Linked DNA regions of Homo sapiens: all the other regions are linked to region 4. A link is a loop called in an ENCODE intact Hi-C map of the cell type or tissue named here. Cell type or tissue: A673. All regions are shown on one strand. Region 1 overlaps PKHD1 (PKHD1 ciliary IPT domain containing fibrocystin/polyductin). Region 2 has its middle 11 kb from the start of PKHD1. Region 3 overlaps PKHD1 (PKHD1 ciliary IPT domain containing fibrocystin/polyductin). Region 4 has its middle 10 kb from the start of IL17F.

The links. A loop is a pair of places that touch in the nucleus more often than their neighbours do. Peaks named below come from ENCODE experiments on the same cell type or tissue, not always from the same donor. Only the 100,000 strongest peaks of a DNase experiment are listed, where the experiment ranks them.
Region 1: it touches region 4 in a loop (7-fold over the local background); 11 of 110 quality-filtered maps call a loop at or near these places.
Region 2: it touches region 4 in a loop (7-fold over the local background); 22 of 110 quality-filtered maps call a loop at or near these places.
Region 3: a loop joins it to region 4, with 3 times the contacts of the local background. A loop is called at or near these places in 2 of 110 quality-filtered maps.

What each region holds. Positions count from the first base shown.
Region 1 is chr6:52,062,560-52,065,059 of GRCh38, reverse strand. It overlaps PKHD1 (PKHD1 ciliary IPT domain containing fibrocystin/polyductin), which reads left to right. Exons shown (of 67, transcript NM_138694.4): 13 at 10-105; 14 at 2,400-2,500. Among named protein-coding and RNA genes, the nearest start is that of PKHD1, 24 kb to the left of the region's middle. In A673, a CTCF peak has its summit at 1,362 (motif pointing left); a DNase peak (open chromatin) is centred at 1,249; H3K27ac peaks cover 2,500 bases.
Region 2 is chr6:52,097,467-52,099,966 of GRCh38, reverse strand. No RefSeq gene overlaps it. Among named protein-coding and RNA genes, the nearest start is that of PKHD1, 11 kb to the right of the region's middle. RefSeq lists an enhancer at 2,378-2,500. In A673, a CTCF peak has its summit at 947 (motif pointing left); a DNase peak (open chromatin) is centred at 966; H3K27ac peaks cover 386 bases.
Region 3 is chr6:51,854,209-51,856,708 of GRCh38, reverse strand. PKHD1 (PKHD1 ciliary IPT domain containing fibrocystin/polyductin) reads left to right here. Exons shown (of 67, transcript NM_138694.4): 49 at 639-816. Among named protein-coding and RNA genes, the nearest start is that of PKHD1, 230 kb to the left of the region's middle. RefSeq lists enhancers at 1,168-1,691, 1,692-2,216. In A673, CTCF peaks have their summits at 1,040 and 1,246 (motif pointing left); DNase peaks (open chromatin) are centred at 1,258 and 1,738.
Region 4 is chr6:52,233,106-52,235,605 of GRCh38, reverse strand. No RefSeq gene overlaps it. Among named protein-coding and RNA genes, the nearest start is that of IL17F, 10 kb to the left of the region's middle. RefSeq lists an enhancer at 1,342-1,401. In A673, a CTCF peak has its summit at 1,210 (motif pointing right); a DNase peak (open chromatin) is centred at 1,235; H3K27ac peaks cover 765 bases.

The DNA.
Region 1 (2,500 bases), 170 kb after region 4:
TCGCTTTAGGCATTCCATGTGATATTAGACACGTGTCTCCCAGGAAGATTGAGTGCACCACTCGGGCTCCAGGAAAAGATGTGAGGCTCACCACCCCTCAGCCAGGTAAGGAAGCCACCAGGGCTGTTCAATAAACTCTGAATATCTTTAATCATGATGGGCTGGCGAGTAGAAATAAAAGTGTTTGAATTCTTTCTCATCTATTTGACTGGCTTACTCAGTGAGCCCTGGGTCCATGATACCATTGTCAAGGCTCTCCTTTCAGGAAGGCTCTTAGCTTTATTCAGGTGCTTAGTGACATTGCACTTCTAGCTCCAGCCAGCTGTATGGCCAGTGGCGTCCAGAAGAGACCATGGTCTAGAAAGCATAACTGCCCTCAAGATATTGTTATAGCTACTGGAAGAAACCCCCAAACTGCCCGCCTTCATTCAATGGGTCAGTTGCACGTCCACTGGCTAAGAAGACAGGAGCGTTAGAGTGTGCTCTGCTATGCTCAAAACAACAGCATTAGACAAGGTCGGAGAGTAGGGCACAATGGGATGCATTTAAATATGAATTTTTCTCTCTTGTGGGCATCTGTCTGCTGCTTTGAGAAACAGGGATATATTGTGATGTTGCCACCAGGTTATGCCTGAAGTGGGCAGAAATGGAGGAGGCAAGGGAGCTTCCAGCTGTCCTTCTCTGTTTAAAGCATCCACCCTACAGCAGCAAATTAAGAGCACAATACTGGAGCACTTTTCTGCTGAGCATTAGAACTGAAGGCTCAAGTGTAGTCAGGGATGAAGGGCAGTTGGTATGTTACTCAGCCAAGAACCACAGGCTGCACATCTGTGCCCAAGGGCCTGACTTAATGGTTAAACTACAGGCAGCGAGAGTCAACTCTAGAGGCACAGCACCTACAAGGAAAGTTGCCCAGCAGGGGAAGAAACCTTTCTAAAGAAAGGGCATTCAGGTGTGAAAATGCATGCAAAGTTTTGGCTTGAGAATTCTCCAGCTCCCAGATCTGCAGTTTTTACTCAGGGAAAGCTTCCATCCAAGGAAACAAAACTACTGAAACAAGTAATCAAGATAATGTGTGTTTCCTGTCAGGAAATAGAGAGTCTGCTCCCTTTTTCAGTATTTCCTGCTTTAGCTACTTGGGTAGTGGTAGGATAATTTCCTGAATGCAGCTGGTTTGACAGTTAGTGTTGTCCTTTATGAAGGGCTTTTGAAGTTTCTTCCACAGAAGCTGGGCGAATTACTATGGAAACCAATTGTTCTCAACCAGGGGCAATGTTGCCCCTCGGGGGACACGTAGCAATGTGTAGAAACATGTTTGGCTGTTAGACCGGAAGTGGTGGTGGTGGTGATGATACTGACATCTAGTGGGCTGAGGCTGGGAAGGCTGCTAGACATTGTGCAATGCATAGGACACCCCCTCACAACAGTTACCCAGCCTAAAATATCAATAGTGCTGGGGTGGAGAAACCCTGGTTTAAAGTAATATTTTCAAAATATGCTCTTACTTTTCTGTTTATTCCTTATCCACCTCTCCCTTTTAGGAGTTGTTGAGGAACAACAGTATTAGTTTAAAATAATAATTACCATAATTACCTTTATTGAGCACTTACTGTATTCCAGGCTCTTTGAGTATATATTTTCCCTTGGTCCTAGTGTATTATTGCTATTTTATTATTGGTCCCATTTTGATGCATGAGAAAATGAAGATGCAAGGACATCAAGGAATTTGCTCAAAGCTACACGTCTAGCTGGGATTCCAGAGTTTTGCCTTCAGCCCAAGTTAGCATTCAATATTGATTGCACCTGTGCCTTTGGCCTCAGGGTTTGCTTAACACAAAATATAAATTAATACAATATCATTTAAAATGTCACATAATAGCAGCATGCCACATATTTGGCTCTGTGTGCAGGTCCACAAATTGAGGCCATGACACTTGAGAAACTTAAGGATTGCCAATGTTATGGGGAAAAAAGACTTTAGAGAATTGAATTTCACAGCAGAACTGGGACTTAAAAGATACTGAAGCCCACTTCTGGCTTTGGGAAGCACAAAGCCAAGCCACGTCACCAGCACACAGTCACATTGTCCTCCTTTTACTCAGCCTCAGCTTCTGTTTGCTCATTCAATTCACATTTTCTCCAGGACTTGATTCTCTTTTCTAGGAACTCTTGCTAAAAAAGGCTAACTCCTAACCCATGGAATGTTTATTACTTTCCGGAACATTTGTATTTCATATTAACTACAGAACCTTTCATATAACTACTCTATCTGGCTCTAGGTTGACTTACCTTTACAGGTAGCATCTGGGTCATCTTTCACCTTGTAATTTAAAATAAAGTAATTCCCCAATTTGGGAAGGTGCGCCCTGTAATGTTTATGCGATCTACATGTCTTACAGGCAATCGAGGGCTTCTTTTTGAAGTTGGAGATGCTGTTGAGGGACTGGAACTGACTGAAGCCACCCCAGGGTACAGGTGGCAGATTGTCCCTAATGCCAGT
Region 2 (2,500 bases), 140 kb after region 4:
TCTTTTGTCCTTAGGTTTCAGTCTCAGTAGCCAAATGCGGGGCTGCTGCTTTCTATTAATTTTTTTTTTTTTTTAAGGCAGGGTCTCACTCTGTCGCCCAGGCTGGAGTGCAATGGAACAATCTTAGTTCACTGCAACCTCCACCTCCCAGGCTCATGGGATCCTCCCTCCTCAGCCTCCTGAGTAGCTGGGACTACAGGCGTGCACCACCATGCCCAGCTAGTTGTATTTTTGGTAGATAAGGGGTTTCATTATGTTGCCCAGGCTGGTCTCAAACTCCTGGCTCAAGCAATCTGGCTGCCTCAGCCTCCCAAAGTATTGGGATTCCAGGTGTGAGCCACTGCATCTGGCCTCTATTGGCTTTCAGTGAGTCTCAAGTCCATCCAGATTCAGGAGGAGGGAGATACAGATCCCACCTTTCAATGAGATAATTGACAAATAATTTGTGACCGTTTAATTAAAACCGCTATACTCCTCATCTTCACAAACAGTCTGTTTGAAAGGTTTTCTACACTATATGGACAGCTTTAAGTCTTACTAAGCAATTTGATCCATTACTTGTTGTTTTCATCATTTAGGTGTGAAGGCAGTCTTACCTCTAGATTTTTGGAGTCCACTTGATTTCATTGTTTATATGTCCCTCATATCAGGTATTGGACTCGATGCTGTTTTGTCAGCTGTGCAACATTTGCCAGAGAAGGGGCAAATGTTTCTTCCATTTTTTAAACAGTCTTCTTTAAGATAAAAAAATTTGACAGGATCATAAAATTCTGCTCCTAAAGCAAGCATTCCACTGAGCTGCAGAAATGTATGACTTCAATGTCACTCATAATTTTAAAACTAAGTGTGAGATGCACTTCAGAAATCTCAGTGGGGCTCCTGGACCTCAGATAGTAAGATGGTATCAAACTAGAAAAAAATTAATTGCTTTTGTGCTGCTGCTCCCTGCTGGTATGATTTATTTTAAATTCTGCTGAACCCTGGGAGAAGGAGTTGTATTGCAATTCAGAAACTGACATATGTTGTTTTGCCCACATCTCTCACAGAGGCACCGAATTCAAAGAAAATGTTTCTGTGGTCTGGAAAACACTGGATATTGCAACATCTATTTTATCTGACATGGCAGAGATTGAGTTACTCCACTTCAATGAATTTTGTGAGCAACAGAGGTCTACCAGCTTTGAGTGCCAAGTGTTTTAGAAAATGTTTAATTTTTCTGGAATAAGATCTGTCTAAAGTGTATTGAACTTATTTCCCTGCTTTCTCAGATGCAGGGTGATTAACCATCTGAGACTTTCCCTCTTTTAGCACTAAAAGTTCTAGGTCTTGGGAAAGCTCCCAGGCTCAGGCAGACTGGGACAGCTGGTCACCTTATAGTTAAATGTGAACTTGATTTCATAGCTTTCTTTTTATTTTATTTTATTATTATTTTTTTGAGACAGGGTCTCACTCTGTCGCCCAGGCTGGAGTACAGTGGTACAATCTCGGCTCACTGCAGCCTCCTCCTCCCGGATTCAAGTGATTCTCCCGCCTCAGTTCCTGAGTTGCTGGGATTATACGTGCACAGCACCATGCCTGGCTAATTTTTTGTATTTTTAGTAGATACAGGGTTTTGCCATGTTGGCTAGGCTGGTCTCGAATGCCTGAGCTCAAGCAATCCACCTGCCTCAGCCTCCCAAAGTGCTGGGATTACAGGTGTAAGCCACTGCGCCTGGCCTTAATTTTGTAGTTTTCTGATGACTCTATGTCACCACTATGAACTATTTATGTTGAGTGTTGTAAACCAGTGATGACCTCAGGGCAGTTGCAGTGTATGGCGCTGGAGCCCCAGACCACGGCATGTTAAGAGTAGCCAGTTGCTCTACTTGTCGTAGCGAGGAACTACCTGTATTTCAATGCCACCCACTAGGGCTTTGTAAGCTATTTGCACCTGTGCTGCCCAGTGGCCTTGTTGGTTTTCAAGACTTTTCATCAGGTTTTCAGGACTTTTCAGGATGGAGGTCACCACTGTTTGACTTCTGGATAAGAGGAATCATTGTTCTCAAAATAAGTTAATGAGCAAAAAGGACTTAGGACAGAGGCAATAATGATAAATTACTTTTGAGTAGTTTTACTTAGTAGTAGACAAGGGAAAGAAAACTTGTCTAAAGAAACTTAAAAATAAACTTTGTCTAAAGTAAATATTTTACACATAGCTTAGAACTTCTGGTGGAACCGATGTATTTTCCCTACAAATTTGGGTCTATGTACTCATTATCTTAGGGTCTCAATTTAATCGGAAATATGACATTAAACCGTAGGGAATGTAATTGCCTGAGTTTTGTGTCTCCATCAAGAAAGGAGACAGAGAAAATTTGAGAAAAAGGAAGGAGGAAGTTGGCTCAGTCCCAGACATGTAAAAGGGGAATTTCCTGGGGAGGATTCTGATGCTGCAGAGAATATGAGGGTATAGCTGGGCCACAGCGCCATGGGATGAGCCTGCAGAAGAATAGGAAATTCA
Region 3 (2,500 bases), 380 kb after region 4:
CTGCAGGAGAGGAGCAGGTTACCTCATCATTCTAGAGAAGGATGCTGAAGCCACTCCTGCTGGGCATTTTGAGCAGGACTTCTGAGAGTCTCAGCACCTAGGCATGTCAGGTCCCAGGCCTCTGTCAATTGTTCCTCATGTGAATATCCAATTACCAATAATAATGTTTTTTGCTGTTGATAAATCTGGTCCAAGGCAAAATTCTGGCCATAGACATTTCTTTGTTAAAATCATAGTATATAGTCTTGGTTCATACAAAATCATTAATGTGACATTTATTAGTGGTGGAGGTTGCAGTGAGCTGAGACTGCGCATTGCACTCCAGCATGGGCAACAAGAGCGAAACTCCGTCTCAAGGAGAAAAACAAAAAACAAACAAAATAAAAAACCTGAGAGTCACCACCTCCAGTTCACCAGGACATTGTAATTTGCAAATGATCCAATGGCAACTTCCCACTGGGTTGTTTTCACTCACACAGTGACTGCTAAAACCTCCCTAGACATACAACTAAAGAGGGCCTAAGACATATGTGGAGAGAATGGAAAGATGATTGCAATTGATGAAAGAGGAATGTATTGGATTCAGAATGAGCAAATAATCTCTCAACCCATTTTTTTTCCTTTTAAAATCACCTTAGAGCGAATACTCCTGAAGTTTCTTATGATTTAACCATGACTGACAGCAGAAATAAAACAACCACTGTCAATTATGTACGTGATACATTGTCTAACCCTCGTGGCTGGATGGCTCTGCTCTTGGACCAAGAGACCTACTCATTGCAATCTGAGAACCTTTGGATCAACAGATCTCTGCAGGTAACCCAAGGAATCCATTAGTTGGTATGCTGCATTCTCATTTGTTCTTATCTTTCTTTGTTTGAGATAATGGGTTGAAAGAGGAGCAGGTTATCTCGTTATTGAAAGTCTTGGCATATTCTGATGCAGATAAAGAAAACTTCAATAGTATTTTGGCCAGATGAATATAAGCTAAATATGAGATTTGGTTGCTTTTTAAACTTGAAAATTTTAGAATCTATTTATGTGTTATTGTGAATGCAGAATGGTTACGCCTGAAAATTTAAATTTATTAATACAATGAGAAACAACCTCTACACATCTTATAGCATTGCATTTCTTTAAAACTTATTGGTCAATAGCCAATTTACCCTAGAGAGAAGTGTTTGTAGCCAGAGAAAATGCCTTACCAAAGCATTTATACATTGCATACTGCCACCTTGTGGTCAAAGATTAACTTGCCAATCGAAGTCTGTATGAGTCCCCAGGCTGGATTGGGTTAAGGGAGACAAATAAGAGCAGTGAAGATAGAAATGGCCGTGTGGCAAGATGGCTTACTAGAAACAGAGACGTTCGGAGGCTACCATCGAAAAAACAAAACAAAAACATAATAAGCATGTGAAGCCTTCATCGGCAACCAAGGTATCCAGGTTCTCTTATCAAAATTGACTAGAAGGCTGGCGTGACCCACGGAGAGAAGGAAGAGCAGTGTGGTGCGGTGGCCCACCTGAGAGCCACACGGGGAAAAGGAACTCCGTTCCCCACAGCCAAGGGAGGCGGTGAGTGAGCCGCTACCCAGCCGGGGAAACTGCTTTTTCCACGGAATTGTGCAACCCATGGGTCGGAAGATCCCACTCGCGAACCCACACCACCACCCGGGCCTAGAGCCCTAAGCAGATTCTTACAGCCTCTCAGCTGGAATCTGCTTAAGCCTACCAAACTCCCGCGGGGAGGGGCGACCAGCACTGGCTGCAGCTGCCTGCTGTCTAAGCCATTTGAGCTCCCAGTTTGGAGCTCAGGAGAGGCAGCAGCCAGCACTGGGACTTGCAACTGCCTAACATGCTAAGCTCTGTGGATGGGGGAAAGGCAGCACCCATTTCTATAGCTCTAGGCTGCGTTTTTTCCCTGTTGGAGCCAGGGAGGCTGGATGGCTTTGTCCCAAGACTTGTCCCCACAGCCCAACATACCAGCTGTGGCTGTCTGCAGCCAGAGTGCCTCTTTGGGCCTAACTCTGACCCATCCTTCCTCAGTGGGCAGGCAGGGCTTCCCCGCAGGATCTCCAATAACTCCAGCCAGAGGCTCCGGGACAGAATTCATATCTCCCTGGGTCTGAGCCCCAGGGGGAGTGGGTAGCTGCAGTCTCCGTGGACCAGCAGACTTGGCCTGTCCTCCTGATAGTTCTGAGGAATCCCGGCAGCCCAGACGAGTGGGTTTCCCCCCAGTGAAACACACCCTCTCCACCAAGGGACAAAGTGCTTTGTTGAACGGGTCCTGCTCCTCATGCCACCAAACTGGGTGAGATCCTCCAACAGAGGTTGTCAGACACCCTATACAGGAGCGATCCTACTGGCATCAGGTTGGTGCCCCTCGAGGTCAGAGGTCCCAGAAGGAACAGACACCCATCTTTGCTGCACTCCTGTCTCCTTGAGTGACATCTCCAGGCATGGGAGCAAATCAGATGAATAGGGCCTGAAGTGAACCCCCA
Region 4 (2,500 bases):
TCATGCCTGTAATCCCAACACTTTGGGAGGCCAAGGAGGGAGGATTGCTTGAGACCAGGAGTTCAAGAGCAGTCTAATCAACACAGATCCCATCTCTCTCTCTCTTTACACACACACACACGCACACACACACAATTAGCCAGGCATGGTGGCACACACCTGTAGTCCTAGCTACTTGGGAGACTGAGATGGGAGGATCGCTTGAACTAGAAGTTGGAGGCTGCAGTGAGCTATGATCTCATCATTGCACTCCAGCCTCGGTGACAGTAAGACTTTGCCTCAAAAAAAGAAAGACATTATTTCACATTTCATTACACATGTACACATGTACTTTCAAGGCAGTGTGCCAAATACTGTAATCAAGGTATGAAATGTTAGGAAGATATAGGAAATTCCTGGAAAGTTTCAGAAACAAGATGACTTTTGCACTGAGACGAATATGAATTGATTTGGAGGAAGATGTGGGAAAGGCATTCCAAGCAAATGTAACAGCATGAGCAAAGGCAAGAGATACAAAAAAACCTGGTATGCTGGGGGACTGAAAGTAGTTCTATTTGCTCAGGATAGTGTGGACATGGGGACGCGGTGGGGAACACATAACAAATATTTCTTTAATGAATAAATGAATGAATTCACTTGGTAGTAGACAAAGAACAGTGGGCAAATGGGCCACTCATGGATGGTTTTGTAAGCTCCGTTACAGGAACAACAGGAGTATCGCTATATTTCACAAGATAACTTTGGTGATAGAGTGCAAAAGAGATCAGAAATCTGAAGGCCAGTGAGAAGATCGGAGAGAAAGCAATTTCACTCCGACAGCACACTCACATTTTTAGAGCTGGATGAGCCCCTGTAGATCACCTGGTCAATCTTTCTCATTTGCAAATGTGGCCCACAGGAATTAGGCGACTTGCTCAAGGTCACTTGGTAGTTAGTAGCAGAAACAGGTTCGTTGACTCCAAGTTCATGACTTTGATAAGGGTTTTGCAGCAATGCTGTAGTGTGTGCAATAAAGACCCATTTCAGTTATTTATGTGGCCTCAGGCTGGCCCTGGGAGAGAGTGCAGAAATAACCCCGCACCGCACATCTCCAAAGACATCGTATGTGGTGCTCTGGAGCCTGGGGCCCTGAGTCACAAAGCTTCTCTCTGTGGCTTCTGCACTGAGGGTTGGCTGTCCTTCAGGAAACTGCACGTCTTCTCCTGCTCACAAGGTGGCGAACTGTGTCCAGTTGTTCCCAGATTCCTCAGTATACGTTGAAAGGAAAGAAATGACTGTTTTATGGGTAATTTGTTTTATTTGGTGACTGGAAGCCACTGCTGAGGCAGAGTGCGTAGGCTGTGTTCTTTTGCTCTGCGCTCAGCTTTCTGGGAGAGCCTTTGTTTTTCCTGTAGGAGAAGTGGCTGAAGTTGAGCAGTTTAGGTGTTCAAATACAACGTTGCTTCATCATGTGTGGAGAGAGAAACCTTTCTTTCCACGTGGAAACTTGAAAGCATATAGTCTTTTCTTTCAACATCCAGTTCTTTTTGATGAATGCTTGGCTAAGGGGAAAAAAACCAACATATTCTTTCTCTGTCTCTGTTTCTCTCTTCCTTTCCCGTTCCCTACCTCCCCAAATTTGGATAAAAGTCACCTATATATATAAAGCTCTGTGTGATAAATTTTACTTGTAAGTTACAGTGAGAAAAATAGTAAGTTGATTTTTCTTCCCCCACTCCCTTCCCTAAAAGGAGAGGTAGAAAATATGCATTTAATATGTAGACAGCTTTTGGCTTTGAATCCTGGTTCTACCATTTTCTGCTTGTATGAATTTAGTCAATTTTGTCCTTCTGAGATTCAGCTTCTTCATACGTTAAATGCAATATAATATCTATTTTAAAGAGCTCTGTGTAAAGCAATCGAAATTAAAAAAAGGTAAATTACTTAATACAGTAACCAGGTAATAGTAGGCTTGGTAACTGGTAGTCATTATTTCAAGAGGCACAGGAGGACTTAGGTTTCCCATTTTGCTTGGCCCAAAGAAACTCAGAACCCATTTTTATGTCTAGATACCACAGTTTGCTGGCAGATTAGGCATTCATAAAAGAAAAAAAAACACAGTTATATTGTTCCTCATGGTTTTCAAATTTGCTTTCTTTATTTAATTTCTATACATATAATAATATAGTATAGTATATATAGTGCAGGTATATATTAGTATATAGATCCTGTGTATAAATCAATTTTCCATCTGTGAAAAGTTAAGAAAGCTGTAGATTCAATTCATTAAAAAATTCCCCCTGGACCCAGATGTCTATCGTATCCCACTCCGCTGGTATAAATTGGAAGAAAAATATTTTTAGCTCAATTAGTTTTAGGAGTGATACACGTTCAGCTAGATAACTGTGTGCTTTAAAAATTGTGACCTATTTCTGGCTCCCTGCCAGTTCAGTGGGTACTGATTTTGAGAATTTTGTTCAGTAGTGAAGAAGAACATATTTCAAAACTAAGATAAAAAATG